Regions from separate parts of the Mus musculus genome. Here region 2 is linked to region 1. The links are chromatin loops, found by intact Hi-C in ENCODE. Cell type or tissue: left cerebral cortex. All regions are shown on one strand. Links, peaks and the distances in the headings refer to the core of each region. The heading gives the core; the rest is flanking DNA. Region 1 has its middle 26 kb from the start of Gm36570. Region 2 has its middle 180 kb from the start of F9.

The links. A loop is a pair of places that touch in the nucleus more often than their neighbours do. Peaks named below come from ENCODE experiments on the same cell type or tissue, not always from the same donor. Only the 100,000 strongest peaks of a DNase experiment are listed, where the experiment ranks them.
Region 2: it touches region 1 in a loop (2.6-fold over the local background); 3 of 42 quality-filtered maps call a loop at or near these places.

Annotation. Positions count from the first base shown.
Region 1 is chrX:59,197,291-59,214,106 of GRCm38, forward strand. It overlaps a transcript of Fgf13 not described here and the pseudogene Gm14890. Among named protein-coding and RNA genes, the nearest start is that of Gm36570, 26 kb to the left of the region's middle. In left cerebral cortex, for the core only: no CTCF peak of the experiment used is centred there; no DNase peak of the experiment used is centred there.
Region 2 is chrX:59,809,021-59,825,836 of GRCm38, forward strand. No RefSeq gene overlaps it. Among named protein-coding and RNA genes, the nearest start is that of F9, 180 kb to the right of the region's middle. In left cerebral cortex, for the core only: no CTCF peak of the experiment used is centred there; DNase peaks (open chromatin) are centred at 8,637 and 8,881.

The sequences.
Region 1 (16,816 bases), core at 3,748-11,747:
AGAGAATCTTCTACCTTGTGGAGCAGAAGATGAAGATTTCTGGTGAGAAGGTTCAAACCACAGAGACCCAAGTGTTTGTGGACATACCCCAGAACAACTTTCTTTGAGAACATTTGAAGATAATTGCAGAACTTTGGGATGCAGGGATCAAGGCAGAGATGCCTTATAAAACAACCCTAAACTGTAACCCAGTTGCACTATTGTGAGAAAACAGACATTCCTCTGATGGTCATTATTGGTGAACAAGAACAGAATGAAGGTGTCATCGAGCTCTATTCAGTGGCCAGCAGAGGGGAAGTGAGCACTAATCAAGAAAGTCTTGTGGGGGAAATTCAGAAGGGACTGAGTCTTGATTAGTGCCTGATTTTCATCTGCTGCCCTTAGAAGAAATGGTTTCATCTAGGACTGAGTTGTGGTGGACTTTGCAACAGTCGGCCAGCATGGATGCTGTACAAGTGCCTTCTGCTTTGGTCTCTCCTGGATACAGAACTACAGAAGGTCCTGAGGACTCATGGACTAGCATTAGCAGCTGCTCTGCTAAAATGCACATGGCTGTCATGCCAAAGAGGCATCCTCTAGCTGCAAAGGCAGATCTGAAGTGTCTCTGAATTCTGTCAAATGGATGTGAGGATGGTTGCTATGAGCAAGGTTCTAGAAGTGTTGCCGGAGGCTAAGACTCTGCACCATTGAAATGAGAAGCTAAATATGCACTTCACTTTTGACTGTAGCTTGGGAGCCAGATTCTGGAGAACTTGTCTACATCAGACTATGGGTTGTCCATGGAGTGTTAAATGGACAGTAAGAATGGACAGAAAAAAGGAGTTGGTGTCCTAAGGGCCCAGCAGTGCATCTGTTGATTCTTCCAGTTAACAGTAGAAGGGTGAAGTTATTTTATAATTTTGAACATGGAACTTAATAGATGATAAGCTAGCGATATGCTCCTTTGAGGTTTTGAACACCATTTCCTTTGTTATAGTAATTTTTTCCAGATTATTCCATATACTGCTCTAGAGATTGTTCTAGAAGTGGTTATATGATGTGTTACATTTCAAAAACGCACTAGTGGGCTGGAGAGATGGTTCACTGATTAAGGCTATGTATTACTTTTGCAGAGGACCTAATTTCAGTTCCTAGCAACCACATCAGGGTGATTACAACTACCTGTAGCTCCAGTAACAGGTATCTGAGGCCCTTTTCTGGCCTCCACAAACATCTGCACTTAATGTGCACACACTCATGCACAGACACATGCACATAATTAAGAATCAAATAATTTTTAAAAGTAAAGAAAAGGGTAGGGAGAGGATAATGAACTTGAGACAGCCAGGCAAGAAGTCTATGAATACGAAGCTCCTTCTCATCAATACTGGTAAATGGAAACAGTCTCCAGTGTCTACATAAACACTGCAGACTAGCAGGATGCACTCAAAACAAGATCCAACTGTTTTCTGTTTGAAAGAAACAAAGGATCACAAAAAAATATGTCCTGATTGTAAAAGAATACATCAAGTATGGAACCCCAATATAAGCAGGAATAGTAGGTGCACGAGTCACTAATAAAATAGACTTCAACACAAAATTAATCAGAGGAGATAAGAAGGTCACCTGAGCCTGGTGTGGTGGCTATACAGAGAAACCCTGTCTTGATGTCTTGAAAAAAAAAAAAAAAAAAAAAAGAAGGTCACCTGAGGGTCTGGAAAGATGGCTCGGTGATTAAGAACAGGTACTTCTCTTCCAGAGGACCTGAGTTCAGTTCCAATCACCTACATCAGGAGGGTAACAATTACCTGTAATTCCAGAGGTACCCAAAAAATGTGACGTCCACAAGTGCCTACACACACAAATACGCACACACATGAACACAACTAGATATAACTACAAATAAAATAAATCTTTTATTTTAAAAGTCATCATATCTTAATAAAGGGAATGGGTAACTATAAGGATTAAGGCTAAAAAGATTGATCTATTGGTAGAGTGCTTTCCTGGTAGCCATAAAGACTTAGCTCTTAGAACTTACAAAGCTGGGCATGATGCATATGACCACCTAGCCAACTAGCCTAGTCTACGTAGTGAGTTCCAGGTCAGTGACAGAAGCTATCACAAACACACACAAAGGCAGGTAGCACCTAAGGACTGACAATTGAAGGTGTTAACTTACCAAAGGTACATAACAGACTTCATTCATTCATTAATTCATTCATTGCATTCAACACTTGAAGAATGTATTTTCTCAGCAGACAAAACAAGTTATACAAAAGTAGACTGCATTTTAAACCATAAATTAAATGTTAATAACTAGAAAAAATCAAATAAGTTTTTATATACATTATAATAGAATAAAGTTATAAACAGCAAAAGAAACTACATAAACATGTGGAAAGTTAAAATTTTACTTTTGAGCAATCAGTACACTGATTGTTTGTTGGCGTAAACAGGAAGAAAATATAAACATTACTAATATTAAATGAAAACCAAACATACATTATTAGAACCTTTGGGGTACTTAAATGGCAATTTTAATATATAATTTCAGAGATAGAAGGATATAGAATAATAAATATCATATAGAGTGCAAATAAATAACTCACAGAGGTATTTTAATGTCATAAACTTAAGAATAAGGCAAATCCCAAATCTGTAAAATAAAGGAGATGATCAAGTAAAACCCATCAAGAACCAATTCACAACAATCCTGGTTAGGATGACGTGAGAAGGAACCCCCAAACTGTATTTGTATGAATTATTATAGCTACTACAAAATAAGCTAAAACTAGAAATACCATTGAATCCAATTATTTCACTTTGGTGTATATATCCAAAGGAATAAATGCTAGTAAACATTAACGGTGTCCATATACATTACTATAGTACTCACAGTAGTCAAGATATAGAACTAATGTAGCTGTCTCTCAATATGTGAATGAATAATTAAAATGAGGTACACCTAATGAAGCATTCTTCCATAATGAAGACTGAAATCATATCATGTGTAGAATAATAGACAGAACTGGGAATCATCATAATAAACAAAATAAACCAGACTCAGAAAGTTAATGACACATGCTGCCTCTCAAATGTGGAATCTAAGTTAAAACAAAAACACATGAAAATAGCAGTGTGACTATTTGAGAAAATGATAAGTACCAGAATTAGGAAAGGAGACAGAAAGGGTAGGGCAGTGAACCCATATTATGCAAATATATGAAAATGTCACAATGAAGAACAGTGTTTTTGTACAATTACTATGTAACAGGCCTCCTGTGTAGATAAAAAAGAAGTATAGAAGCAAATCTACATACTCCTCTGCACAAAATACAACCACAAACTATGGAAATATGTCAAGAGGCAACCCAAAAGGCTGCTTACAGCTGCCTATAAAAAGGACTAGAGAAGAGGCATGATATCTTAGGACTTCATGCTCCCAACAAATATGGGATGCAGCTCATCAGTTCCTAAATTCCTTGCTGAACAACTAGCAGGCTAATTTCTTGTTGCAGGACGTGAGAAACCCTTTGACAATATCAGGTGATCCTGACACAAGCAGCAAAGCAAGGAGGAGTGATTAAGCATCTGCCTCACAATAATCAGTCAAGGGATGTATTCTCTGTCCATCCTACCAGAGCTTCGATCCCCTAGAAACTCAGAGCACTCTTACAGCACTGGCAGGGACCAGCCACTGTAACCCAGAGATCTACAATGTTTGTCTCTACAATTCACATATACTCCTTTAAGATACATTAGAAAATCAGGTTAAACCAAGCAAGAAGATTCTACCTTCTGCCTGACAAATATTTGTCCCCATAAAAGGAACAAACAGACCTAAGATTGCATTCTTCTTCCTGCCATGTAATGATAGAGTAAATGGGTAGAAATAATGAGAAAGGCTTTCCCAAGAAAGCTATTGTTAGCTATTTGCCTTCAAAAAAATCTCTCCTTCACCCATAAGTACAATTAGAGATCCTGAAATATTTCATGGTCTATGCTGACCAAAACAGCACTGATCTAAAATCTAAGATGCCATTGTTCATGACTTATTTAGGCATCCATGTGGAAAATTTCATGAATTCCCAGCCATAGACAAAGAACTAAGGCAAATAATTAGTACAGAGAAAGTGCTAGCCATCTTTGGAATGAGTCCCCTAATTGGTTATCTAATACAAAGTAGTCAGCTCTAAAGTAATATGCACACAAACAACAAAGATGGACTCAGCAGACTGCATGTGTATGTTTATGTTCTAGATATAGATATGTAACAATAAGAGTCAAAGAAAAGTTGGTCATTGAGAGGAAGATAGGAATGAATGGGTGGGGTTGAAAGGAGGAAAGGAAATGGGGGAATAATACAGTTTTATTTTAAATAAAGTATATTTTAAAAGAGGGAAGCTATGGGGAAAAACTAAGCTGTAAATAAAATCATAACCCACTAAGTAGGACAAGATCACCATACCCTATCTTTGCTTATTGAATATCCACTCAACGAAAGAGATTTCCGTAGAACTCTATCTTCTGAATATATTAATAAAATATATAGGGCATATTTCAAAATATTCAAGTGTCATACAAAAAAACTAGAGAAATTTTAAAATGAAGTAGTGAGTATTTAGGCCATGTTAATACTGCATTAATTTAGCATTATGTGCAAGGATTTTAAATCACCCATTATAAAAACATGTAGCAGCATTTATTTATCCTTTTGGTGACACAAATGAAAAATAGCAAAATTTCAGAGAATTAGAAGACAGAACCCAATGGGGATCCTAGAGGTGCACACTACAATATTTTAAATCAAATTTTAACAGTAAAGGGGAGATTACATAGGGTGGCAGCAGTATATATGAGAAAAGAAGAATCAAATGCAAAAATCTGAACAGAAACTACAAAAAAAGAACAAGCAGCAAACCAATATAAGACTGAACTTTCACATCATACGGACCTTAAAAGATGATGAGGAAAATGGGGCTGAAAAAAAATGTGTGTGGAAATGAGTGTAAGATCCTCAAATTTGATTAAAATTATACCTCCTACAGATTCCGGAAGCTAACTCTGAATGGGATAAACCCAAAGAAATCATCGGTGACACATAAAACAATTAAAATTCTGAAAAAAAGACAAAAAATAAATCTTACAAGGAGCTAGAGAGATAACACACATTACTCAGAAAGGAACATCAATTTGAATGACAGTGGATTACTCATCTGAAACCATGGAAACCAGAAAGCAGCAGAAAAATATTTCTCAAATACTGAATTTTAAAAGGTGTCTTTTTTGTTTGTTTTTTTATGAAAGACCATATGAAGAGAATGACTCTTGAAAAAAATTCTTGCAAACTACATATCTGTCTGTTATTCTTCTTGGGACTCTAGACTGCTTAGAGAAGATTCTTAAATAGTGGCTTCCATAGAAAAAGAAAAAAAAAAGTTAAGTCATTACAGGGTATTGCCATTGTTCTTGGCTATAGTACAGAAGTGGGCAGTTAGACCCTACTGCTGAAAATAGCACATATTTGAGACTAGAGTATGGATAGACCAGGCCGTTATTCACTCCTATTGGCTAGCTTAGCTAGTGCTAGATACATGGTGAATCATCAGATAAGTTCCTTATTACAAAAAAAGTAATAAGCTGAAAGTAATTAACAGAGAACCACAACTGGCCACACTGCAAGCAGCAAGACACTACAGAATACTCAGCCTTAAGTGGGACATCTTTAGCAGCCTCCTCACTCCAAAGCTCAGGGTTCTTTGTGGAAGAGAGAGGAAAGGATACTAAGAGCCAGAAATTGTAGATACATTCAAAGAAACAGTGCTTTCCAGATGCAACAGGGCTGCATATATGAACTCACAGGGATTGTGACAGCATGAAAATGTACAGGCTCAAGTCAGATCAAAATCTCAGCATGGAGAAGGGAAAGGTGACCACACAGTTACACTCATAGCTGAGCAGCTAATGGCATTAGCTGCTAGAAGGAGGGTAAACTGTCTTTAATTATGTGACCCTGGTAGGTCAACTACACCTTAGGACAAGTTCCACAGGAACTCAAACTGTACTAGATGAATTGAAAAATAGAGAAATATGTCATAATGTTGGGTTGGTACAGATGTGGTAGGGGATCTGGGGAGAGTAAATATAACCAAAATACTTTCTATGAAATTTTCAAAGAATTTATAAAAATACCTTAAAAGAAACATGAAAAGCAAGTAAATGCTAGAGAATTGTTAAAGTTCAAAAATAAAAATCACATTTTCTGCCTCAAAATTATACAAAAGACATAAGTAAATACTGTGATACAAAGATACACAAAGATACAAAGATAATAGATGGATGACAAATAACGATTTGGAAAAAATGCCATTAGCTGTCTGGAAAACAAAACAAAAAAGAACCATGGCAAGTTAGCACTACAAAGTTATTGAGACAGCTAAAATTCGTGATACCAGAAAGAATTATCAATGAATTAGCATACAAAACAAGGAAAACTACTCAGAAATCCATATGCATACACAGAGGCAAATGTAGGTGATACTGTAGAACTCCAGGTACAATTGATGTTTTCTGTGAATATCAATATCCAAATTGTATTGTGTAATTATGGGATGCTACAATTGAGGGAATCTAGGGAGTTGTGCAATGGGTTTCTAGATACTGCTTCTGATAATTATCTCAATAGCAAGTGCAATTTTAAAACGTACTTGTCATTCAACTGAAATAAATAAAAGAACCCATCATCTTCTTATATAGCTACTCCCACTACTGCCTTTCACTACTGCCTTTTAAAGTTTTCTAATACAAACCACTGAAAGTCTTCTAACTTGCCATCTGGGTTTCATCATCATTTAATCAATCCTCAAACTTGCAAATGTCAACAATGAACTTCTTATCTTTGTGTCCAGTGTTGAAACCTACTATCTTTATTTTACTTTGGAAAGCTTGGTTTCTTTCCCACATCACTCAACTATCTGTAATCCCATGTTTGGACTTTTATTTCTCTACTTGTCTACATTTGTCCCTTCCTACCACAACATCATACTAGCAATAGTCCCATTTCATCTGACTATATCTCTCCATCTAGAACTTTGTTCTTGGGTCTTATGTCAGTTTTCTTCTCTGTAGAACCATCTTCAACAACCAATAGGCATGTCCAACATATAAACAGTTTTGTACCACCTCGCTTCTCCATTTGATATCACTGCTTCACAGCAAAATCTCTTTTATAAGTCAATAGCCATTATTTGCAGTCTACTTTTTATAAACTGTGCTCACACTGATCTATTTTCATCCTACAGATCCTAGAGATAAGAATTCTGTCAAAATCATTAACAATCCTCATGCAGTCAAATGATTAGATACTTATTCTTCCAAACTTTTCCTTTAGCTCACAGTAGAACATACTATGAACAATTACTTCATCTTTGATATGATCTACTCTTCCCTTGGTTTCTTGAACACTTTATGCATTTACATGTGTTTTTATCTCACTGGAATTTTCATCTCAGTCTATTTTACAGTATTCATATTTTTCCCTTTCACATAACTTTAATCAAGCCAACAGTTTGAAAGATTATGTGTGCTATATCTCTAGTTCACACTTCCACTAACTTGTTCAATTGACTACCTGACACCTCCACATAGATGGCTAATAAGCAATTCAAACACAATATGATAAGAACCAAGTCCATAAACCTTCCAACCAAATTCCTTTTGATTTCGCAGTTGCTCCTATAAAACAAGGATTTAGTTGAAGGGAGTAAAAAGCCCACTGGAGCTGGGCATGGTGGTACACAAGGCTAGCATTCAGAGTACAAGGCAAAATGATCTTCCAAAGTTTTAAACCAGCTTGGTATACATACAAAGTTAGGGACTAGCCAAAACTATGTAGTAAGACATGCTGTTTCAAAAAGTTAAAAAAAATCAACAAACAAGTATAGTTGCTCTTTCTAAGGTATGCATTACTCAACTTGCTCTCCCAGGGTTTTCCATTCAGGGTTCGCTTTCCAGATTTCTCTAATCTACAGTACCTGCTTCAAGCAGTAGGTTTTTTTGTTTGTTTGTTTGTTTTTGTTTTTGTTTTGTTTTTGTTTTGTTTTTGTTTTTTTGGTGCTCTTGTTTTGTTTTGTTTTTGTTTGTTTGTTTTAAAAATACCTCTATGACTCAGTTATGATTCTCCTACCTATCTTTGCTCTTGACTTCTCGATGTCTTATACCTACCCAGAGCCAACATCACTTACTATCAAGGCCAAGGAGCAGTAATGACCAAACAGAATGCATCTGAAATCTTTCAGGAACTTAGTCCAGCTAAATATATTTCTGAGGAACTGTGTGAATTTGTGCAAGCCAGAGAGTCCCTATTAACACTAGAATTTCATTAGCTACTTCTAATTTTCAACTATAAAGCCTGAGTTCTACAAGCACTACTTTGAAGACATGAATACAATAGTTAGTTAATTTTCTTTTTAACTTTGAAAAGTCTGTCCAGTAAACCAATGCTTTCTTCTGCCTTTAGAGAAACAGAGAAATCTTGAATTCCCAAATGAAACTGCCAGTATCAGCCCACTTAATAGTTTAAATTGCAACAATTTTAGATTAATTTCTCTACCATGTTGGTTCTTGTCTGACTTTTCAAAGGAGATGACTTCTCCTCATTATCTACACTATGAAAATGTTTGAAAAGAAATGAAATGAGGAATGATTAATTAATATTGGAATTAACCTTTAATCAGGCAGATGAGGCTGTAGACATTTCAAGGAACCATTGGCCTTTGTAGCCAAGATCTTCTTGCAAAGAGAAAGGATGCTGCTTCCCGAAACAGATACTGAGCATGTTAATCTATTAGGGCTGTTGCTACAGCTTCTCATAGGTTGAGTGGCTCAAGCATCAGATATTTATTTTTCACAGTGGAGATATTTCAAAACCAGGGGGCTTGCATGCTCAGGTTCTTCCAGGTTGCATAAAGATAACCTTACTGATATATTTTCATAGGGTAGAAAATAAACCAATGAGAGGTTGTCTGTGGATCTTCACACTCTCTGTTCCCTCAAATAAAAACTTCTAACCAGTAGCACCGAGACTGAATGCCAGCAGCAGTCCTCGTCCCCCAGTTTATGCCTCCTGTGGATCCCACAGATTATATTCTTCCCTTCCTCCAGCCTCCACACCAGCAAGCATCCTGCCCCATATGCACACACCAGCAGAGCAGGCTAGTAAAACAGGCAACACATTCCCAACCACTCTCTAAAAATCCAGAGAGGAAACAAACCAAAGAACAGAAAAACACAATAAACACAAACCCAGAAATCAGTACCTAGAATGCAGACATCTAGACATGTAAACACCAGTGTAATAACACAATCAATAACAGCAAGTGAAATGACTCCACCAGTGCCCAGCTAGCCCACTACAGCAGGTCCTGAATATTCCAAGATAGCTGAACTCCAAGAAAAAAGATCTTAAAACCAGCTATACAAAGATGATAAAGGTCCTTAAAAGGAAATCAATACATCCCTCAAAGAAATCCAGGAAAACACAAACAAATAATTGGAGGGAATGAATACATCACTCAAAGAAAGCTAAGAGAAACAACCAAACAGTTAAAGGAAATGAATAAAACTGTTCAAGACCTGAGAATGAAATTACAAGATTGGTGCTTTATTTAGTCATCAGAATGGCTTTCTCTGGCTGGAGGTGAGAACAGGTGGTGCAGAGACTCACAGACAGATATTATGTGGAGAGAGAGTTTAAACTGGATGTCTCCATTGGTCCTTTCCTGTTGGAGCTCAGGGAACTCTTGAAAGAGGGGGAGGAGTCAGAGATGATGGAGGATACCAGGAGAGCATGGCCCACTGAATCAACTGAGCACGGCTCATTGGGCTCATAGAGACCGAAGCAGCAAGCACAGAGTCTGCATGGGTCTGCACCAGGTCCTCTGTGTATGTTATGGCTGTTACTTTTGTGGCTTTGTGCGACTTCTAACAGGGGGAGCACGGGTATCTCTGATTCTTTTGCCTGCTCTTGAGACTTGTTTCCTTCTACTGGATTGCCTTGAGGGCACTTGTTTTTTCTTATTGTATCCTGTTTTGTTTTCATATTTATTGTCTTTTAGAGACCTACTCTTTTTTTTTTAAAGGGAAACAGAGGAAGAGTGTATCTTGTAAAGATTGGATGTGGGTGGAGAAGTAGAGGGAGGGAAAACTGTGGTCAGGATTTATTGTATGAGAGAAAATTTTGTATTTTCTCTCTTTTTACAATATTTATTTATCCCCAGCCCAAAATATGCATTTTTAATAAACAAAAATATAGCAGAAAATCATGAGCATCATATGAGTGTGTGTGTGTGGGGGGGAGGTATTTGTCTTTTGTTTCTGTATACTGTTTTCTTCATATTTGATTGTTGTATTTTGAAGGGGGAGTGTATCTTGTATTTTCAATAAACAAGAAAGAAAGAAGAAGGAAAGAAAGAAAGAAAGAAAGAAAGAAAGAAAGAAAGAAAGAAAGGAAGGAAGGAGAGAGTGAGGGAGGGAAGGAGAGAGAGAGAGAGAGAGAGAGAGAGAGAGAGAGAGAGAGAGAGAGAGAGAGAGAGAGAGAACTGTATCTTGGACCTCTTCTCATAATGTAACTCATATCAGGAGTCTTCCACCTGCACAGAATAACTATTTCCCAATAACCCACCTTCTAATACCATCACATGAGGACAGGGATTTCAACATATGATTTGTAGGCATATGAAAACACTAATCGCAGGGCATTGGTGGTGCACTTGGGAGGCAGAGGCAGGCGAAAATTCGAGTTCGAGCGCAGCCTGGTCTACAGAGTGAGTTCCAGGACAGCCAGGGCTACACAGAGAAATCCTGTCTCAAAAAAAAAAAAAAAAAAAAAAACAAAAAACAAAAAACAAAAAAAAAACAACAAAAAAAAAACCCAAAACAAAACAAAACAAAAAAAACCAACCCAAAACAACAACAACAACAAATACAAAAAAAAAAAAACAAAAACAAAAAACCCCACTACACCCTTGGCTGATTAGTGACTAACTGAAGCAAAGACCTAATGCCTCTATGCTCTATCCTTGTACATACCTTATCCATGGACTTGGAACTGTTGCCAAGATAGGGCAAGAACTTAAGAAAAAAACATTTTTGCCCTAAGCTTTTATTTTTGATATTTGCCAATTTCTATGACTTTGCTCTCTGGCATTGGTAAAATTTCTACTTATAATGACTCAAAATGTATCTGAAGGACTGACAAGATGGCTCAATGGGTAGAGGCAGTTGTTGCCAAGTCAAAAGTTCCAAGTTCAATTTCAAGTACCCATTTGGTAAAGAGAAGTGACTTCTAGGGTTTGTCTTTTGACTTCCACATACAAGCCTTTGCATTCATGCTAAATGAAGACATTTAATGAAATTAAACCATAAATGTAACTAAGGCATTTTTCTGGTGAGCCTCCTTTGACTCTGCCAAGGGACTCTCAGCCTAGCTTCCTAACAACTCCTCCACACATAAGCTGTGGGCTATCACAATGACATCAGTTTACCTATGAATGCTACCTCTTCTATATATTTTTTATTGTGAGAATATGGAGTGAGACTAATGTGTTGAAAGTGTAGTTATTCCTCAGAATTTGCAGGGTTTAGTTTCAAGTTGACTCATACATGTGAGACTATGCTCATGCTGAACTCTCATGAATAATGTGTGATATTTGTATATAATCTCAACACATCAGCTTATCTACTTTAAATCCTTTCTAGAGCATTTATAGTATTTAATAAATAGTGAAATCTATATAAGAAAATGATTTCTGTGTTCAACACAGATGCCCAAATGCTCAAAATGTTTCATATATATGTAAGCAAGTAGGTTCATAAGCATTTGGTCAGAAATATGAAATGCAATTAAAAGGGCTCAGTTGTTAGCCACACACATGTCTCTATTTGTCTTCAGGACATATTTAAAATTTGTGAATTTTGACAGACAAGGCATTAGCTTTAGGCTTCGGCTGTGATATTGAAGTGTTCACTGTATTTAAAATCTTGGGTTTTTCTTGGGTTTTTAAAACTCAATTCACTGCTAGCTTCTTCATCTCTTTCAAAATTCCTCCAACTTATACATTTTTGTCACAAACTAAAGATAACTTAAACTGTATTCCATGGAAATAATTAGGGAACTGTGGAAAGTGACCATGATTATAATGGTGTAATTAAGTGGCAAAATTCCACTGGTGCTGCTAGCTTCTCAGAATAATATTCTTTCACCTTTGGTGGTCAAACTTCATTACAGGAGGACAAAGATACATCTTTGTATTGCTCATGCCCATCATACATAGGAATATATCTGTCTTAGAATAAATACCCTGTAAAATTATCTAGCAATAACAATAAATTTAAGATAAACTTTTGCTACTAACTATAATTTCTGTACATTTTATTATTAAATTTCAACATACATGTGAGTGACAAGATGTTCTGTATATTATTCAACCCACAATACAGGATTTAAGTACTTCTTTTCTTGTTCTAAATTACCTGTATAGCAGGTGACAAAGGTAGGCACTAAACCTAAGTCTTGGTCTTTTGCCCATCTCCCATGAGCCTCAAATAAAAACAGATTCTTCCTCATTTCAGTATGAGATTCAGGTAAATAGCCAAACAGGTCAAATAACCAGTATATGCAAGAGTAATATTTAACCCAGTTCTGTCACAATCCCGAATCTTTACTCTGTTTAATACTACTGCTTCAGTGAGCAAATGGATCTAGGATGGTTTGCAGCTAATTCCATCAGGTGTTAGGAGAGCCCAGAGACTTTGAGACGTGACAGAAGAGTCTAGAGTGTCTAGAGTCCTTTAACAGTAGAAGAAACAAAGTTTCATTCCCGGATGCTTCAGAGGAAGCTGTATGACTCAACTGCCAACTGCAGTTTGGATATGTAGCCCTCAAAGGTCGAATCAAATAAAAGTGTGTTGTTCTATGCCACTAGATATATAGAAATTTCTTGGAACAGGCTCAAGAAATTAGCCTATGCTCTAAGCACAGCTTGAGGCACCTCCATCTCTACACAAATAAGTGTAGTTCAATCTATGTCTCAATCCCTTTAGTTTCAATCCCAATTAATCCCATGTGTGGAATTGCCTGTTTTATACAGAGGACAAAATTTCACCTTAATGTATTAAAAGCCAAGAGGGTGGTGGCAGTCAGGACCTACTAATGATCTTGTAACTTCAACAATCCCCTGGTATAATATGCATATTCTAAATTGCTGATAAATATAAAATCTAGGATATTAGCAAAGGAGGAATCAATACCACATAAGGTATATTAGTCTATAAATGTAACTATTTTAGCTAGATTTTAGTCAAAGCAAATTACCTTAAACTTTGCCTAAAGTTGCATAATGTATTGAATAGGTCCCCAGGTTTTAGCTTGAAAGCCTGGATTTAATTCTGACCTTGTGGAAAGTTACAATTTATTGAGCTGACAATGTAAGAAAATTCCTTTTACGTAAAATTAGGATAGATAAACTACTGCCTTACTGAAATGATTCTGATATGAAATATTACACATAAATATGTGATTGATACAAGTATTCATTAATTGTAGTTGAAGTCTAAACATATGAGATCTCAAATGTAAGCTCTATGATTTCTCCTCCTGAGTTCATCTGGGAATGAGGGGCAGGTACTTAGTTCTCAAACCTAATATTAGAATCTAAGTGAAAGATGCCTGTTTACATTCTAGGTGCCACTTTCAAAGTAGAAAAGTGGTGAAATACAGTGTGCTTTCTAATTTTGAAAATAGAAGATTACCTCTCTATTGATAACTGGTTCTAAGGTCTTTGGGAAAAATGACTTGACTACTTTTTTAGTGATCACAACCATTATGCTTTGAAACTTATGATAAAATTTGGTTACATGGAAGAAACTATTAGTTTATAGGAATAGATTTTTAAATGCAATATATGGGGTATGAAAGATGGCTCACCACTGAAGAACACTAGATGCTTTTCCAGAGGACCTGGGTTCTGTTCTTGTCACCCACATGGTGGCTCTAAACCATCTGCGACTCTAGTTCCAGCAAGGTCCCATACCTTCTCCCAGCCTCTGAGACTATTACATGTATGTGGTACACAGATATATATATGCCAGAAAAACACCCATGCACATAAAATTAAAAACTAAAAGTCAACAGAGCCAGGTATTGTGGCATATACCTACAGTTCCAGCTCCTTAAAAGATTGAGGTATACCATTAGACACCAAGAATTCAAGGGCATCCTTTACAACATAGCGAGCCTAGGTCTCACAAAAGATGAAGTCAACAAAAACATACTCTGCCATCACAGCTAATGGGCTGAGCCCTGGTGTGCTATGGATGATGGTATGTACTTTTAGTGACTGGGGTGACAGAATGGTTCAAGGGCCATGGCATTAGAAAGGACTGCTCTCTATGAAGTCACATGTCAGTTGCATTTTGACATCAAATGACTCTATTCATTTTCATCTGTTACGCTGGGTTCAAAGCCCTTACCTGTGGTCTAAACTGTCAGATTCAGTTAGGTGTGTTACTGGGAAGATCTGTCAGCATGACAGGTGGTCTTTTTTAATTTTTATTGTTTCTTGTCCCTGCACACTGGGAATCTGACAACCGAGAAAACTCTTGTAACTTCTTTTTTTTTTTTTTTCCATTTTTTATTAGGTATTTAACTCATTTACATTTCCAATGCTATACCAAAAGTCCCCCATATCCACCCACCCCCACTCCCCTGCCCACCCACTCCCCCTTTTTGGCCCTGGTATTCCCCTGTACTGGGGCATATAAAGTTTGCAAGTCCAATGGGCCTCTCTTTCCAGTGATGGCCGACTAGGCCATCTTTTGATATATATGCAGCTAGAGTCAAGAGCTCCGGGGTACTGGTTAGCTCATAATGTTGTTCCACCTATAGGGTTGCAGATCCCTTTAGCTCCTTGGCTACTTTCTCTAGCTCCTCCATTGGGAGCCCTATGATCCATCCACTTCTTATTTAATCACTGGCAACCTCCGAGGAGAAGAAACTGACCTCATGTCTCAAAGGCAATATTTTTATTTTAAAATATCCTCATGGGATGCAAGAGGTCAGAAGGGAGTGAGAGTATGAGTACTTTCAGCAATCACCATTACTCTCCCTAAGTCATAGGTTACCTCCCTGTTCTGAATGTCAGTTTAGGGCTGGAAGGAAGAAGAAAGGGAACAAGGGGGAGGGGAGAGGAAGAAGGGAAGCAAGAAAAAGAAAGAAAGCAACTGAGAGCGAAGACAGAGTCATAAATAACTAAAGCCAGGAATAGTACAATGCATGTGTTTGTCCTTAACTGAAGTAGTATTTTTTGACATTTTGTGCTGCACCTGACATTGTAGAGCTTCTCTATGGAAGTATACAAGAAGTCAAATGCAGACAATGCAAATGAGCTTTTATTCATTCTATTGGGAGTTCTCTTTACAACTACGAACATAGGGTATACGAAGGGTCAAGTTATTCTCTCAAGAAGCTAAACTGTGGGTGGAATAGAGCCAAATTAATTAACTCCTACATAGGTTTAAGTTATTTATAAACCTGAGAAATAAGCACAGCCTGGATTTCCAAATGCCTGAAGCTAAAACATTTAACTCTTTAACAACCAGCTACAAGTCACTTTAAGTCTTATTTCTGGGCTGAAGAAATTTGAGGTTTGTTAGGCAGTTGTGCTTGCCACACATATTGTTCATGTGACATGATTTGGCAACAACACCTACAATTAATACCATGAAATTGAACCAGAATGAGTGCCCAGACTGCAGAGGGCTATTGCTTCATGTTTAATGGGGTCAGTTTGGAATGAATATTTTCCTGTATTATCGTAGTTGAATATCTTGATAGTTCAGACAGAACCTTCTGAATTTCCATTTCTACAGCCTGGATCAATGGGACATAAATCACAACCCACAGAGTATATTTTAGAGGCCAAGCTATGCATGGTATCTGAGGCCCCCAAAACTAAGACAGTGCCTGAGTTACCCAAGACTGTCATTCTAGATGATCTTGTGGTTACTGGAGCCATTTCTTTCTGTGTTTTCCCTTCCAGGGTCATCCCAGTTAGTGTCTTCAATGCTGGGAAGAAACTGCATGGCCAAGGCAACTCTTATAAAAGAAAATGTTTAATTCAGGACTGACTTTAATTCAGAACTATATACCATTATTATCATGGTGGGAATCATGGCACCACCCAGGCAGAGATGATGCTAGAGAAAGAGCTGACAGTGCTAATCTTGATCCAAAGGTAGCAAGGAAGAGACTGGAATTTCACACTGGATAGAGCTTGAACATAGAGACCCCAAAGACTGCTCCCACAGTGATATGCTTCTTCCAACAAGGCCACACATCCTAATAGCTCCATTCCCCATGGGCAAAGCATTCAAAAAATATGAATGGACTAGGGCCAAATCTATTCAAATCACCACATTCCACTGTGTGGCCCCCATAAGCTTATAGCTATAACACAATGCACAATATATTTTAGTCCAACTTCAAAAGGTTTAGCAGTCTATCACAGTCTTAACAGTGTTTAAAAGTTCAAAACCTCTTCTGAGATTTATTTAATGTCTTAATTGTAATCCTCTAAATAATCAAAATCAAAAAGTAGATTACATACTTTCAGCATATCATGGCATAGGATATATATTACTATTTCAAAATGTAGGGAACGGAGCAAAGTAAGAAAGAAAATACTGGACCAACGGAAGACTGATTATCAGCTGGGCAAACTACAGACTCTGCATCCCCATGTCTGGTGTCAAAATGCTCTTTAGATCCCCAACTCCT
Region 2 (16,816 bases), core at 4,618-12,617, 610 kb after region 1:
ATGTGGTACATTTACACAATGAAATTTTACTCAGCTGTTCAAAAAGATTGTGAAATTCACAGGCACATGGATAGAACTAGAAAAAAATCATCTTGAGTGAAGTTAACTGAAGCTCAGAAAGACAAATATGGTGTGTATATATGTATTATATATAATATATTATATATGATTATATGTGGATGTTAATGGTTAATTCAACCAAGCTAATTACAGAAGTTAGGTGTAGAGCAAGGGACTAGAAGAGAAGGATGGATATCCCTAGGAAGGGGAAGTAGAAGAGATATTTTTGGATGGATGAGGAATGGGGACTGGAACAGGAAAATCAAATGAGGCCAGAAGGGAAGAGATAAGTAAGGGATGGGATGTAGGGAGGGACAGAAAGACCATTTGAGTAGTAATATAGTAATCTAAAACAGGGGATACTTCCTAAAATATATACATTTGTGAATGTGATCTAAATGAAATCTTCAAATAATGAGGAGAGAGAGCTCCAAATGGGCATCTATTATCACCAAATGAAACTTAATTCTGGTAATAGGTTACATTTAATCAAGTCATTAGTGAAAAGGGTCCCATGGGAACCCTCAAACAACCCACGCTGTTGCCAAGGCTATTGCTTGCTCTCCACAAATTGACAGTTAAGGCCTTGGTGTTCATAGTACTGAAAATCATTTCGCATGCTACCTAAAGAGAAAGGTAAACACCAACCCAGCTACAAAACCTTAGATCTTACTGTGGTGACTTCCCCATAAGATACACTGCTGTCATTGTGGCACAACGCTTGAAGGAATAACTAGCAAAGATCTGTTTTGATTTAAAGCCTACTATATGAGATGAAACCCATACCTAAAGCTTCCTGTGTGGCCAAGAACCTGAGACTAGATAGGTCAGGGATCTAGAGTAGAACCAAATGCTACTGTTATCCTAAAAGAATATATCAGTGACTCCAATTCCAAGGGATCTGACATCCTCACACAAATGCACATAAAATTAAATTAAATTATTTATTTTTTCTCTTTTTATTAGATATTTTCTTCATTTACATTTCAAATGCTATCCCCAAAGCCCTCTATACCCTCCCCCCGCTCTGCTCCCCAACCCACCCACTCCTGCTTCCTGGTCCTGGCATTCCCCTGTACTGGGGCATATGATCTTCGCAATTCCAAGGGCCTCTCCTCCCATTGATGGCCGTCTAGGCCATCCTTTGCTACACACTTTTTTTTTTAAAAAAGTTAATGGTGATACTCAAATACCTCTGAATTCTGCAAGTTTATTGAAGTGTTCCTTCAACCTGGTAAGAATTAGTTCTCTATCCATAAACACTTCTTCTGACAAAAAAAGGCCTGTCACTCAGATTACAATGAAGCATAACCCTGAGTTTTAAAAATTGCTGAATCTGATAAGGAAAGAAAGGAATTCTACTGCAAAGCAGCCACAAGAATGATCTAGTATTTACCAGTAAGAGCCCAGAGACTAACACATAGAACTGAGTTGTACTGGTGACTTACAAAGGCAAGGCAAATTGAATGTGGAAGAATCTATTGATTTACAAGTGTTATCTAAATTTGGAAGATTTTACACCATGAGGAGGAACCCAGAAAATGGTATGAATTATAGATAACGTAGAAAAGATAATGGCCCATACTGAATGAGTGGAAATGCTAATGTAGATGGTGGAAGAAATACTTAAAGGCTCAGAAAAATAGTCATTGTAGGTTAGATCTATTTTATAACGTAGGAAAAAAAATCATTATGTGATTATGATCCAAGCAATGGACCTGGAGGCACATTATGTGTCAATACTAAGGGAAGGGTTCTGATAATAGAAGTAGCAACATCACCAGAATCTTAAGAGGTCTATCTACTGTGCATGTTAGGGCTGATGTAAGAGAATCAGTCACCAAATCTAGCTGAGTGGTGTCAAAATGTCAAAACTATAGAAACAAAACCGTGGAGTTTAATGACTAGCAAGGTCAGCATGGCAGTCAATAAGTTCTGATCCACAAGGGTATTAGGAAGATGGTTACTAGAATGTAAAATTGTTTGTAAAATCTTTACAGGCAAAAGAGACTGGTAGTGAAGAAGGGTGCTACTTGGTTTTGTACAAATAAAAAGTGACATCTAATTACTTTGAGACTAGTGCAAGTTACCTCAATAAAAGTGATATAATTCTTGGACCTATTCATAAACCTGTTAGTTTTATGACCTAAATCCATTGAATAAAAGAGAATGAGGCACAGAAAGAAGGTCTGCAAAAATCAATTGTGCATCATAACGATTTCCCTAAATCCTTTCCCAAAGATGCTTATAACCATTCATAAATAATGGTGCAGTTGGAAAAGGAAAAATGCAGACCCTTGAAAACTCCAGGACTATGTTGTATAACTGACATTATCATCCAGAAATCTGAACTGTTTCTATAATTGTGCAAAAAGACCATGGTTGAAAGCAACTTAGGGAAGAAATGGTCTATTTCTTACAGCTCTCAGTACACTCCATCACTAAGGGAAATTAGGAAAGGAACTCAAGGCAGGAACCGTGGAGTCAGGGACTAAAGCAGAGGCCATGGAGGACTGCTGCTTACTGGCTTGCTCAGTCTTCATTTTTAAAAGGCCCAGGACCACCATCCCAGGAATTGCATCACTCAAAATGGATTGGGTTCTCCCACATCAATCACCAATCATGAAAATACCCTACAGGTTTGCCTACAGCCCAATCATATAGAGTCATTTTTCTCAATTGAGATTCCCTCCTCTCAGATACCTCTAGCTTGTGTCAAGTTGACACAAAACCAGCCAGCCAATACAATCCACCTACCCTATTGAGGTACTTTGAACTTCCTATCCCTGAAATACTGGGCTTTGTTAACTCAGAGGGCATGATTTTCCAAGTGGGAAAACATACCTCAAGAGACAAAGAGGAGCTGAGAGTGGAGGCACATGCCTTTAATCCTAGCACTTGGGAGGCAGAAGCAGGCAGATTTCTGAGTTCGAGGCCAGCCTGGTCTACAAACTGTGTTCCAGGAAAGCCAGGACTATACAGAAAAAAAAAAACCCTGGAGAGAGAGAGAGAGAGAGAGAGAGAGAGAGAGAGAGAGAGAGGTCATAGCTGCAACTTGGGTACTGAGAACTTCTTATTTCTCATGATGAGCAAGAAAAGTTTCATCTGGAAAAAAATCAACTTGAGTCAAAAATAGAACTACCATTAAGCAATGGTATAGAATTTAAGTAATGTATTGGAACATCTCTTTGCAATCCTTTACCCAAGTATGACTATAAATAAAGTAAGGACTGGTTGCCTTCAGAGATGTCAAGCCTTCAGAGATGAGGATCACGGAGGAAATAACTGGCGGTGGGATTTTATAACAGACAGGGAAAGAGGGACAAGATATCAATTGAGATTCTAAAGGAAGCTGTTGTAACAGAGCTGAAATTCATCCAATCAACATCTCTCACCTCTCATCTTTTCTATGTTGGAAGAAACAGAGGGCCAGTGACTCGCTTGCACATAGAAGAACTATGTGCAGAATGTGTGTGAAACTACCTGGTACAGTGAACAGTAGACAAAAAGGTACACATATGGATGTCTTCACTAAAGTCTGTCTCCAATGAAGTATGTGGTGCCTAGATGAAGCGGTAAACAGAAAGACTCAACTATAGACTTCTGCTTCACCCAATGTGACATCTTTCTCTACACCTGGTTGTAGACAGAGGCTGTGTGTGATGGATGGCCACTTCAGCCTACCAATGAGCAGCATTCACAGGAAATACTTTCTTTAGAGTTAATTAGGTGAGATTTATGTAAAACTTGAATCACAGTTCAATGTCTTCCTTTTCCAACCCCTACTTTCGCCTCCCATTCCCTTACAAGTATTGATAAATAATAAATATCTTATACCTCAAAGGTCCTTTCAACGTCAACTTCTATAGAACACAATCTGTGACAGTAGGAAGAAACTATAAATACTGAAACATTTGGGGGGTCTCAAAAAAAGATGTAATTTCAAAATGACATGATATCTCTTTTTTAAATATATAAAAACTGTGATAAGGCATCGGATACAGTAGAATCCAATAAGCTTACTGTGGGTGACTCTGTGAAAGAAATTAAGCAGTCCCAACAGAAAGGCATCATAAGCAGACAGATTTGGGCTCGACATACAAAGAAAAATTTTGTAATTTGAATGCATGAAAAGCAAAATAGCCCAAATATGAAATCCTGCCCTGGAAAATATGTAAAGAAACTTGAAGAGCCCTCATAGTGTAATGGTAACATTGTTATCCTTACAGTCATTGGGAACAATCTGGGTGACCTCTGATCTTATTGCCTACTTGGACACTAACTAGGACCATACCATAGCAATTGACTTCCTTTACCTTTTGTGCCTTTTGGTGCTTACAGACACTATCAAAGTAAGGTATGAATTTTAATTTTAATTTTTTAATTTTAAATGAATTTTAAATCAGCATTATGTAGTAAAATGAAACATAAAAGTCTTCCATCTCCTCCAACATCACAAACTTCACTGCCAAGAGGCAGGGAGGGCATTTGCATATACAACCTCTAGATATCCCATCTGGTCACTCACTATGTCTTAAACAACATGCTATGCTTCAGTGTATTTAATGATTTTTCTCCCACTCTTACCAATACTGTGAACTATGTGTTATTATGCCCAATTAACAGATAACGAAACTAAGGTTTAAAGTATAAATGTCATGTGACTGGGACATCTGATTTTAGTAAAGCCACAAGTCAAACCCACTGTATCTGGATTCATTGCCTTTTTAGTTTTCTTCTTCTGCTATAGTCTAGAGCTCTGAACACTCCTCAGGTCCTTGCTTTCCTACTATAAAATTCTTGCATAAAACCTCAGATAGGTTAGACACCAAGATCCAGTCTTTTTATGAGCACAGTGCATTTGCAACATGGCAAACACTAGAGGAGCTTCTAGCATCTGTCAAAAACCAAATGGGTCATTTGAGATTCTATCCGCGACCTTGGCATAATTTGAGCTGGTTCCTAGACAACAGAGAGCTGATTATTCTAGTGTGGATTTGCTATAAATAATACCCTTGAGGCACTTCTATATTAGAGGTAAGAAAATGTCCTCTAAAATTGATGTTACCAAGTCCATCGGTATCTATGTTGCATATAAAATAAATAAGGAACAGCCACTACTTTAGAGCTACTTTCCATCTACAGAATGATGTTTTGTAGAAACCATTTCATGTCTGGGCAATAATTTTGTCTCCTAAAGGCCTATGTGTGGGAAATTTAGTTTCCAAGCAGGTGATATGGAAAGGGAGTCCAATTTTAAGAGTTGGTGTCCACCAAGGAACAGAGGTGGTTTGCAGCCTCATAGGAGGAAAAACAATATCAACCAACAAGACCCCGCAGAGCACCCAAGGACTAAACCACCAACCAAAGAGTGCACATGGAGGGACCCATGGCTCCAGCTGCATATGTAGCAGAGGATAGCCTTGTGGGACATCAATGGGAGGAAAGACCCTTGGTCCTGTGGAGTCTCGATAGATACCCCAGTGTAAGGGAATGCCAGGATAGGGAAGCAGGAGTGGGTGGGTTGGTGAGGAGGGGGAGGGGGTTATAGAGAAAACCAGGAAAGGGGATAACATTTGAAATGTAAATAAAGAAAATATCTAATAAAAGAAATAACTAAAAAAAGAAAAAGAATTGGTTTCCAGTGAAATATATTCAGAGACCCCAGTTTCTTCCTCTTTTTCTGCTTTAATTTCTGGTCATAAGTTAAGGAGTTTCACTTGGCCACGTGCTCCTTACTATTGCCTTCCAGAACTATCACATTCCAGATGAAATGGAACCACCTGAACATGAACTAGAACCTGTAAAACTGTGCTCCCCAAATACAATTACCTTTCTAAGTTTCTTGACTCGGGCCTAGTAAACCTAATAAAACTAATGGAAATCTAATAAACTTAATACAATTTATTTATTAATAAAAATAAAATTGGTACTGAGAAGTGGAATCTTTGGCATTACTATATACACATCAAGTTGCCTTGCAACTGCTTTATGGAAGTTACGAGCAGAGCTCAGTGAATTATTCTAATAGGCCCTAATAAGACCTGACTGATGATAAAATGTGGAAAGACCATGCTAATGAGAGTTCCAATGCAACTGAAGGTTATATGGGGAAGTGTATTATTAGACTTACACAATGGCAAAGAATATGAAGGTAGCCCCTAAGACTTTATGGGAGGTCAAGGTTAAAGTATTTGACTAATTTACTTGGCAGAGGACATTTCAAGGTAGCAAAACAGTTCTGGAAACAACATGTACACCACTAGCTGCTTCTAGCCAAACTTACTGTGAGAATCAGCTACAAAGACTGCCAGAGTAGAAATATTTTAAAAATCTATAGTATGGGCAAAAAGGGAGCACTGTAGTAGTTGGCCAGAGACAATAATATTGTTAGTAGCCTATTAAAATAAGTTCTTTACACAAGGGCAGTGTTGTCCTTGGTGGCCTCTAAGGAATATACAATGACTGTGGAAGAAGTGAGAAATGAAGTCTACATTTGTTTAAAAGGTGTCCCAGAGCATCTGAGTTTCTGAAGAAAGCCAGGGTGACCCTGGGTAACAAAAATTGCCTAGGAATTCTTTTAATTATGATTATGTTCCAAGACAATCAGAATCTACAACAGCCATGGTTCAAGTGAGCTGAGGAATGGTGGGTTCCTGCTGGCAGTGGACCCCGGCATTACCCATGGAATTTACCTGCAATATACAGGATTTATGAGGTATAGAGATTCCAATTAATATTCCAAACGAAAACCTGAGTGGCTACACAATATATTACAGGATCCAAGGCCATGTAAGTATTTCCCAACTGGGTGATATATGGAACTGAGAGAAGTAAGCCAAAATATCCGTGGAGATCCCAAGAAGTTCTGGGAACCTACAATGAACAATGCTTGCTAACTGACTCTTTGCCAGCGATCAGAGCTAGACATGGGGTATGGCTAGAATTGCTGTAATCCTTTGCAAGTATAAACCCTGCGACTGGGTACTAGATGCTGTGTATGGAGACTTAGGATTTAATGCTTCCTTGCCTGGTATTAGTCTTGCTTTGCACTGACCTGCTATTATTTCCCTATTCCTTTCTGTGAAATGAGAATGTTTACTCTGTGCTCATATCACCATTATATCTTTCCATTTAATTGTGGCTCACATGTCATGAACCTTATATCTCAGAAAATAATTTGGACTTAGAGTTTTTAGCAGTGCTTGAGTTAAGACTATGGGTCTTCTTGGGTATGAATTGAAGGTCCTTTGCATTTTGAGATGGATATAAACTTTTGGTTCCATGAATTTGAAGGCTGTACTATGAAATGCATCACCCATAGACCAATATTTTAGAAGCTTTGATCCTCAGGAAGTAAAGTAGTTAAACATTTCAGAGGTGGGATTTAGTGAGAAATCTTAAGAGTATATCATGAAGGAGATTATGGGACCCTGGCCTGGTCCTCATTGCTGATTTTTCTGCCCTGTGTCTGTGGACTTTTCCTTTGTGATACACTCTTGCCGTGATGTGCTTTCTTCCCGCAGGCCCAAATGAGAAATTAGAGAATCAAGAAATGAGAGCAATTAAACATGGACCAAAACTTTCAAAACTATGAACCAAAATAACTCCTAAGCTTTTATAAGTTAGTTATGTTGAGTATTTATTATAGTAACAGAAAGTTGACTAACAGGCCAATATAATCAAGTCCAACGTAATCAAGCTGAGTATAGTCATCAAAAAGCCTCAGGACTCCAGAGGGTCTATTTCCTGCTCACTTCATTTCTGAGTATTAAATAAACAGAACATCTTATAACTATCAATATAATGATTAGCATCTTGAAAGCATTTTAGGTTTTCCAATTTCAGGGAACAAAAGCTATTTCAAGAAGTGATTTTTAAATATTCCTAGACTTGGCCTAACTAAAAATAAACATTGAAAATAAATACAAAATCGAAAGGCAAAACATAATTTACCCTTTGTTGTTATACACCTAGGCCTAGAACCTAGGAGCCACGTCCCTTCAGCTGTGTTGAAGTAAGCACTTGTCTCTGAAGACTCATTCATCAATCCAAGACAATGGAAAGTATCTGCTTGTTTGCTGGCAATAAGGTCTTGGAAAGACCATGTATGTCAACTTTGCCTTAACAAGCCCTCATTTACAATGTGTGAATACCTTCATTGTTCCATACAAATTCTCAGCCTTTTATAAGCCTCTAAGAAATAAACATAAGCAACCCTGGAAAGCATCAAAGGACAAACCCTTAACATTATACACTAGAAAGAAAAATTGGGGCGCACAAAAGATCTGCTGGTGCTGGATTATGGTGGCAAGAAACTGAGAGGAGGAGTAAGATCATGCCAAACACATGGTCATTCGGTTCATCTGGCTGAGCCAGAATTAAGACTGCATGAAACACTCCACTGCTCATAGGAGTGGTTACCATTTTCACTGGAAGCCTACTTCCTTAAATTGCCTCAGAGTCCAAATTTGAAAGCTCAGCAATGATAGCTATAAAGTTTTGGCCTTGTGCCTACCCAGTGAGTCCTCAGATAGGTCAAGTTAAACACACACAATCGGTGTGTTTGTTCACTGTCTCAAACAGCCCCTCTTTTCCAGGTTGCATCGTAATGTTACAACTTTGAGTCTATATATATTGTGTCAAGTTCTGCCCTGATTTCCATGAAGGAAGTAAACATCTAGAAAGGGCTAAAAAAGAGCAGCAAGATGTTTCTCACACCATCAGGATCTATTTCCTCATGCTTGAAATTCTAAGCTTTTCCTCCTTATTTGGCAAAAATAGTAACTGGGTCAAATATAGAAACTCACCAATGCTCCCTTTTATTTACTTCTCCATCTGTGTACAGGCTTCATCAATGATGACAGCAGGAAATGACTTGGCTTTGGAGCTCTGGGTTGTTAGCTATTTGATGTGAGGAAGCAGCTGGTAGAGCATCTACACATGCTATGCTTGGGCCATACTCCAGAGGGGCCTGCCATTGGGCTTTCCCCCATTTGCCAAGTTAGCGATTGTTCTGGAAGCTGCTTACAGATTCCTTGGAAAGGATGCCTTCCTTGTTTTGTCTTTTTAGAAAAATCATACCTGAGGGAACATTTAATCATATTTACTATATCATACTCTAAATACAAAGGCTATAAATCCCAACTCCAGATCACTTGGAAAATGGGGGGGGGAGGAAGTAAGAATAAAAAAACCCACTACCCATAAATTAACCATCTTTGTTTATATTTATGTCTGTTTCTATGCATACTAAAACAAAATAAATGTTTAGTGATATATAATCCTCCCATCTTTGTCAATGTTTTCTAAGTGAATCTTGAGAAGACATCACTAAACCATTCCTGCCCCAATATATCTTGAATCTAACAATGCAAAGGTAAAAAATTAAAACAGACCTAGTTTTCACTTAGAGCTATTTTGTCCAATTTGGTGATCACAAACCACATGTAAGAAATTTGATGTATGTTGTTGACAAATAAATACAATTTAAAAAATAAATTTCCTAAACCACACAAATATCCAACAAAGAAAGAGAACTTCAGACCAATTTCCCTTATGAATATCAATGCAAAAATACTCAATAAAATCCTTGCAAACCCCATTGCATACACTAGCAAGATTTTATCGAAAGGACCCAGATGTAGCTGTCTCTTGTGAGACTATGCCGGGGCCTAGCAAACACAGAAGTGGATGCACACAGTCAGCTATTGGATGGATCACAGGGCTCCCAATGGAGGAGCTAGAGAAAGTACCCAAGGAGCTAAAGGGATCTGTAACCCTATGGTGGAACAACATTATGAACTAACCAGTACCCCGGAGCTCTTGACTCTAGCTCCATATGTATCAAAAGATGGCCTAGTCGGCCATCACTGTAAAGAGAGGCCCATTGGACACGCAAACTGTATATGCCCCAGTACAGGAGAACGCCAGGGCCAAAAAAAAAATGGGAATGAGTGGGTAGGGAAGTGGGGGGGAGGGTATGGGGGACTTTTGGGATAGCATTGGAAATGTAATTGAGGAAAATATGTAATAAAAATATTAATTAAAAAAAATCCTTGCAAACCGAATCCAAGAACACATCAAAATGATCATCCATCATGACCAAGTAGGCTTCATCCAAGGTATGTAGGGATGGTTTAATGTACAGAAATCCGTCAACATAATCCACTATATAAACAAATTCAAAGAAAAAAATCACATGATCATCTCATTCAATGCTGAGGAAGCATTTGACAAAATCCAACACCACTTTATGACAAAGGTCTTGGAAAGTTCAGGAATTCAAGGCCCATACCTAAACATAATAAAAGCAATATACAGCAAACCAGCAGCCATTAAACTAAATGGAGAGAAACTTGAAGCAATTCCACTAAAATCAGGGATTAGACAAGGCTGCCCAATTTCTCCCTACCTATTCAATATAGTACTTGAAGTCCTAACTAAAGCAATTAGACAAAAAAAAAAAAAAGAGATCAAGGGGTTACAAATTGGAAAGGAAGAAGTCAAAATATCAGTATTTGCAGATGATATGATAGTATATATAAGTGACCCTTAAAATTCCATCAGAGAACTCCTAAACTTGATAAACAGCTTCAGTGCAGTAGCTGGATATAAAATTAACTCAAACAAATCAGTGGTCTTTTTCTACATAAAGGATAAACAGGCTGAGAAAGAAATTAGGGAAACAATACCTTTCACAATAGTCACAAATAATATAAAATAACTTGGTATGTCTCTAACTAAGGAAGTGAAAGATCTGTATGATAAGAACTTCAAGTCTCTGAAAAAAGAAATTGAAGAAGATCTCAGAAGATGGAAAGATCTCCCATGCTCATGGATTGGCAGGGTTAATATAGTAAAAATGGATATCTTGCCGAAAGCAATCTACAGATTCAATGCAATCTCCATTAAAATTCTAACTCAATTCTTCACTGAGTTAGAAAGGGCAATTTGCAAATTCATCTGGAATAAAAAAAAAAACCTAGGATAGCAAAAACTATTCTTAACAATAAAAGGACCTCTGGGGGAATCACCATGCCTGAACTGAAGTTGTACTACAGAGCAATTGTGATAAAAAACTGTGTGGTACTGGTACAGCAACAGACAGGTAGATCAATGGAATAGAATTGAAGACCCAGAAATGAACCCACATACCTATGGTCACTTGGTCTTTGACAAGGGAGCTAAAACCATCAAGTGGATAAAAGACAGCATTTTCAACAAATGGATCTGGCACAACTGGCTGTTATCATGTAAAGGAATGTGAATTGACCCATTCTTATCTCCTTGTACAAAGCTCAAGTCTAAGTGGATCAAAGAACTCCACATAAAACTAGAGACACTGAAACTTATAGAGGGGAAAGTGGGGAAAGCCTCAAAGATATGGGCACAGGGGGGGAAATTCCTAAACAGAACAGCAATGGCCGATGCTGTAAGATCAAGAATTGACAAATGGGACCTCATAAAATTGCAAAGCTTCTGTAGGGCAAAAGATACTGTCAATAAGACAAAAAGGCCACCAACAGATTGGGAAAGAATTTTATCAATCCTAAATCTGATGGGGGACTAATATCCAATACATACAAAGAGCTCAAGAAGCTGAACTCCAGAAATTCAAATAACCCCATTAAAAAATGGGGCATGGAGCTAAACAAATAATTCTCAACTGAGGAATACTGAAGGGCTGAGAAGCACTTGAAAAAAAAATGTTCAACATCCTTAATCATCAGGGAAATGCAAATTAAAACAACCCCGAGATTCCACCTCACACCAGTTAGAATGGCTAGGATCAAAAATTCAGGTGACAGCAGATGCTGACAAGGATGTGGAGAAAGAGGAACACTCCTCCTATATTGGTGGTATTGCAAGCTGGTACAAACACTTTGGAAATTGGTCTGGTGGTTCCTCAGAAAACTGGACTTAGTACTACTGGCAGATCCAGCAATACCTCTCCTGGGCATATACCCATAAGTTGTTCCAACTGGTAATAATGTTCATAGCAGCCCTATTTATAATAGCCAGAAGCCATAAAGAACCCAGATTTCCCTCAACAGAGGAATGGATACAGAAAATGTGGTACATTTACACAATGGAGTACTACTCAGCTATTAAAAAGAATGAATTTATGAAATTCCTAGGTAAATGGATGTAACTGGAGGATATCATCCTGAGTGAGGTAACCCAATCGCAAAAGTCACCTGATATGCACTCACTGATACGTGGATATTAGCCCAGAAACCTAGAATACCCAAGATACAATTTCCAAAACACAAGAAAATGGAAAACCAACGCATGGATACTTCATTCCTCCGTAGAATAGGGAATAAAATACCCATGGTAGGAGTTTCAGAGACAAAGTGTGGAGCTAAAACAAAAGGATGGACCATCCAGGGACTGCCCCACCCGTGGGTCCATCCCATAATCAGCCACCAAACCCAGATACTATTGCATATGCCAGCAAGATTTTGCTGGAAGGACCCTGATATAGCTGTCTCGTATGAGGCTATGTCAGTGGCTGGCAAATACAGAAGTGACTGCTCACAGTCATCTATAGGATGGAACACAGGGCCCCCAGTGTAGGAGCTAGAGAAAGTACCCAAGAGCTGAAGGGCTCTGCAACCCTATAGGTGGAACAACAATATGAACTAACAAGTGCCCCCAGAGCTCTTGTCTCTAGCTGCATATGTAGCAGAACATAGCCTAGTCATCCATCATTTGGAAGAGGGGTCCCTGGGTCTTACAAACTTTATATGCCCCAGTACAGGGGAACTCCAGGGCCAAGAAGTGGGAGTGGGTGGGTTGGGGAGCAGGACGGGGGGAAGGTATAGGTGACTTTTGGGATAGCATTTGAAATGTAATGAAGAAAATATCTAATAAAAAATTTTTTTAAATTTCATTAGTACTGTCACTTCTGTATTTGCCAGGCACTGGCATAGGGAAATTTGTGGTCAGCTTGAGACTGATTGCTTATGTTCTGAAACCAGTGTACATTGTCTTCGACAATAGGTCCTAACCACTTAGTTCTGAAAGGTAACCAAGAGCTGTAGTAGCAGCTTGTGTTGAGGGAGTTCTTCATCCTCTTTATCAATAACTTGTAGGGAGGTGCCCCATGACTGGTAGTATGATTTTTGTTTAATATTTCATGTCTTCTGTGAGCAGCATTGAAATTAGTTTATCAACTAGTGGGCTTTCATATATCCTTAACAATGGTTAACTTTTAATTACACCCTCTTTTCCCATATCCCCTGCCCTCATCCTTAATTAAACCTTTAAACCCCAGTAATTCCTTGTTTTTTTATTTTATATATGTTTCAATAACCCCTCTAATATTATTTTTTCACTTGAGTTGTGACCATAGGCTTCCATATATCCTTTTTTTAGACACATCATTTTGGCTAACTCATCACCTATGCCTCCAGCCTCCTCCATGCTTGAACTGTTCCACCTGCAATAGCCTCCCTCTTCTCCTTTCATTTTACGTATATTCTATTATCCCTTAGCTCATAAGACACCATCTGTGATGGCCTATTTCCAGAGTTCATGGTTTCTACATACATTGCAAGTTAAATACATAAAACAAAAAACTCAAAACTATAATCCTTATATGGGAAAACATGTGGCATTTGTCTTTCTGAGCCTGAATTACCTCACTCAGTATAATATTTTTTCAATTCCATCCATTTTCTTGCAAATTATATGATATCAGTTTTCTTCAAAGTGGAACAAAATTCCATTATTTGCATGCATCACTTCTTCTTATTCAACCATGTCATTAGATTTCTAGGATGCGTCTATTCCTTAGCTAATGTGTGTGTGTGTGTGTGTGTGTGTGTGTGTGTGTGTGTGTGTGTGTGTGTGTGTGTGTAATGGAGTACTACTAAACATACATTTACAAGTATGTGGTATGGAATATAATGTCCTGTGAGTATGTACCTAGGAGTTGAATAGCAGGGTCATATGAATGTTCTATTTCTAGTATTTCAAGTAACCTCCAAACAGACTTCCAAAGTGGCTTCATTATTTTACATTCTAACCAGTGGTGAAAAAACATTCCTTTTTCCTCACATTCACACAGGCTTCTAGATCAAAAAAGGGATTAATGTCTGAGTGTTATAATACTAACCTGCCACTCAAGCTATATCCACTCTTGTAACAATGGCATGACTATTATGGAGGTAATCAATCACATTCAAGTACTTGGATTTCAGGCCTGTTCCACTGAAATAAATTCATGACTGATCAGAAACACGGGGTTATGTAGGTCAAAGGTGTACTGTGGTTTCAATAAATGATCAGTTTGATAACTATCTTCTAAATATTTATATTTAAATCCACGGATTTCTGTTGCTTGCAATCTTCATAAAGAAGCTTATTTTTCTTTTATTTTTTGCACTTTTTTATTGGATATTTTATTTATTTACATTTCAAATATTACCCTCTTTCCCTGTTTCCACTCCGGAAAGACCCTATCACTTCCCCACCCCGTCCCCTGCTTCTCTGAGAGTGTTTGCTCACCCACCCACCCACTCCTACTTCTCCACCCTGGCATTCCCCTACACATGGGCATTAAGACTTCACAGGACCAAGGCCCTCTCCTCCCATTGATGTCCAAGAAGACCATCCTCTGCTATATATTTGGATGGAACCATGTGTCCCTCCATGTGTACTTTTTAGTTGGTGGGTTAGTCACTGGGAGCTCAGGGGGTCTGGTTGGTTGATACTGTTGTTCTTCCTATGGCTTGCAAACCCGTTTAGCTCCTTCAGTCCTTTCTCTTAATTATTCCATTGGGGATCATGTGCTCAGTCCAATGGATGGATGCAAACATCTTCCTCTGTATTTGTCAGGCTCTGGCAGAGTATCTCAGGAGACAACAATACCAGGATCCTGTCAGCAAGCACTTCTTGGCATACACAATAGTGTCTGGGTTTGGGATGAATCCCCAGGAGAGGCAGTCTCTGGATGGCCTTTCCTTCATTCTCTGCTCCAAACTTTCTCTCCATATTTCCTCCCTTGAGTATTTGGTCCCCCTTATAAGAAGGACTGAAGCATCCACACTTCAGTTTTTCTTTTTCTTGAGCTTCATGTGGTCTGTGAATTGAATCTCAGATATTCCAAGTTTTGGGGCTAATATCCACTTATCAGTGACTGCATACCATATGTGCTCTTTTGTGACTGGGTTGCCTCACTCAGGATGTTTTCTAGTCCAATCCATTGCCTAATATTTTCATGAATTCATTGTTGTTCTTAATAGCTGAGTAATACTCCATTGTGTAAATGTACAACAATTTTGTATCCATTTCTGTGTTGAATGACATATGGGTTCTTTCCAGCTTCTGACTATTATTATAAATACCACTGCCCTAGATGGCCCATCCTTTCGTCTCAGCTCCAAACTTTGTCTCTTTAACTCCTTCCATGGGTGTTTTGTTCCTAATTCTAAGAAGGGCAAAGTGTCCACACTTTGGTCTTCGTTCTTCTTGAGTTTCATGTGTTTAGCAAATTGTATCTTATATCTTGGGTATTCTAAGTTTCTGGGCTAATATCCACTTATCAGTGAGTACATATTGTGTGAGTTCTTTTGTGATTGGGTTACCTCACTCAGGATGATACCCTCCAGGTCCATCCATTTGCCTAGGAACTTCATAAATTCATTCTTTAGAGACTGCCATATCCGGGGATCCATCCCATAATCAGCTTCCAAATGTTGACACCATTGCATACACTAGCAAAATTTTGCTGAAAGGACCCAGATATAGCTGTCTCTTGTGAGACTATTCCCGGGGCCTAGCAAACACAGAAGTGGATGCTCACAGTCAGCTATTGGATGGATCACAAGGCCCCCAATGGAGGAGCTAGAGAAAGTACCCAAGGAGCTGGGGGGAACTGCAACCCTATAGGTGGAACAACAATATGAACTAACCAGTACCCCCAGAGCTTGTGTCTCTAGCTGCATATGAAACAGAAGATGGCCTAGTCGGCCATCAGTGGAAAGAGAGGCCCATTGGTGGTGCAAACTTTATATGCCTCAGGATAGGGGAACGCCAGGGCCAAGAAGTGGGAGTGGGTAGGTGGGGGAGTGGGTGGGGGAGCTTGTAGGGGACTTTTGGGATAGCAATGGAAATGTAAATGAAATAAATACCTAATAAAAATAAATAAATAACACTGCTATGACCATACTGGAACATGTGTCCTTATTACATTTTGGAGCATCTTCTGGGTATATGCCCAGGAGTGGTATAGCTGGGTCCTTAGTTACTACTATGTCCAGTTTTCTGAGGAACTGCCAAACTGATTTCCAGAGTTGTACTAGCTTTCAATCCCATCACCAATGGAGGAGTGTTCCTCTTTCTCAACATCCTTGCCAGCATCTGCTGTCACCTGAATTTTTGATCTTAGCCATTCTGACTAGTGTGAGGTAAAATCTTAGAGTTGTTTTGATTTGCATTTCCCTGATGACTAAGGATGTTGAACATTTTTTCATGTGCTTCTCAACCATTCAGAATTCTTCAGTTGAAAATTCTTTGTTTAGCTCTGTAAATACCCAATTTTTAGTAGGGTTATTTGGTTCTCTGGAGTCTAACTTCTTGAGTTCTTTGTATATATTGGATGTTAGCCCTCTATTGGATGTAGGGTTGGTAGATCCTTTCCCAATCTGTTGGTTGCCATTTTGTCCTATTGACACTGTCCTTTTCTTTACAGAAGCTTTGCAATTTTATGAGTTTCCATTTGTCAATTCATGATCTTAGAGCATAA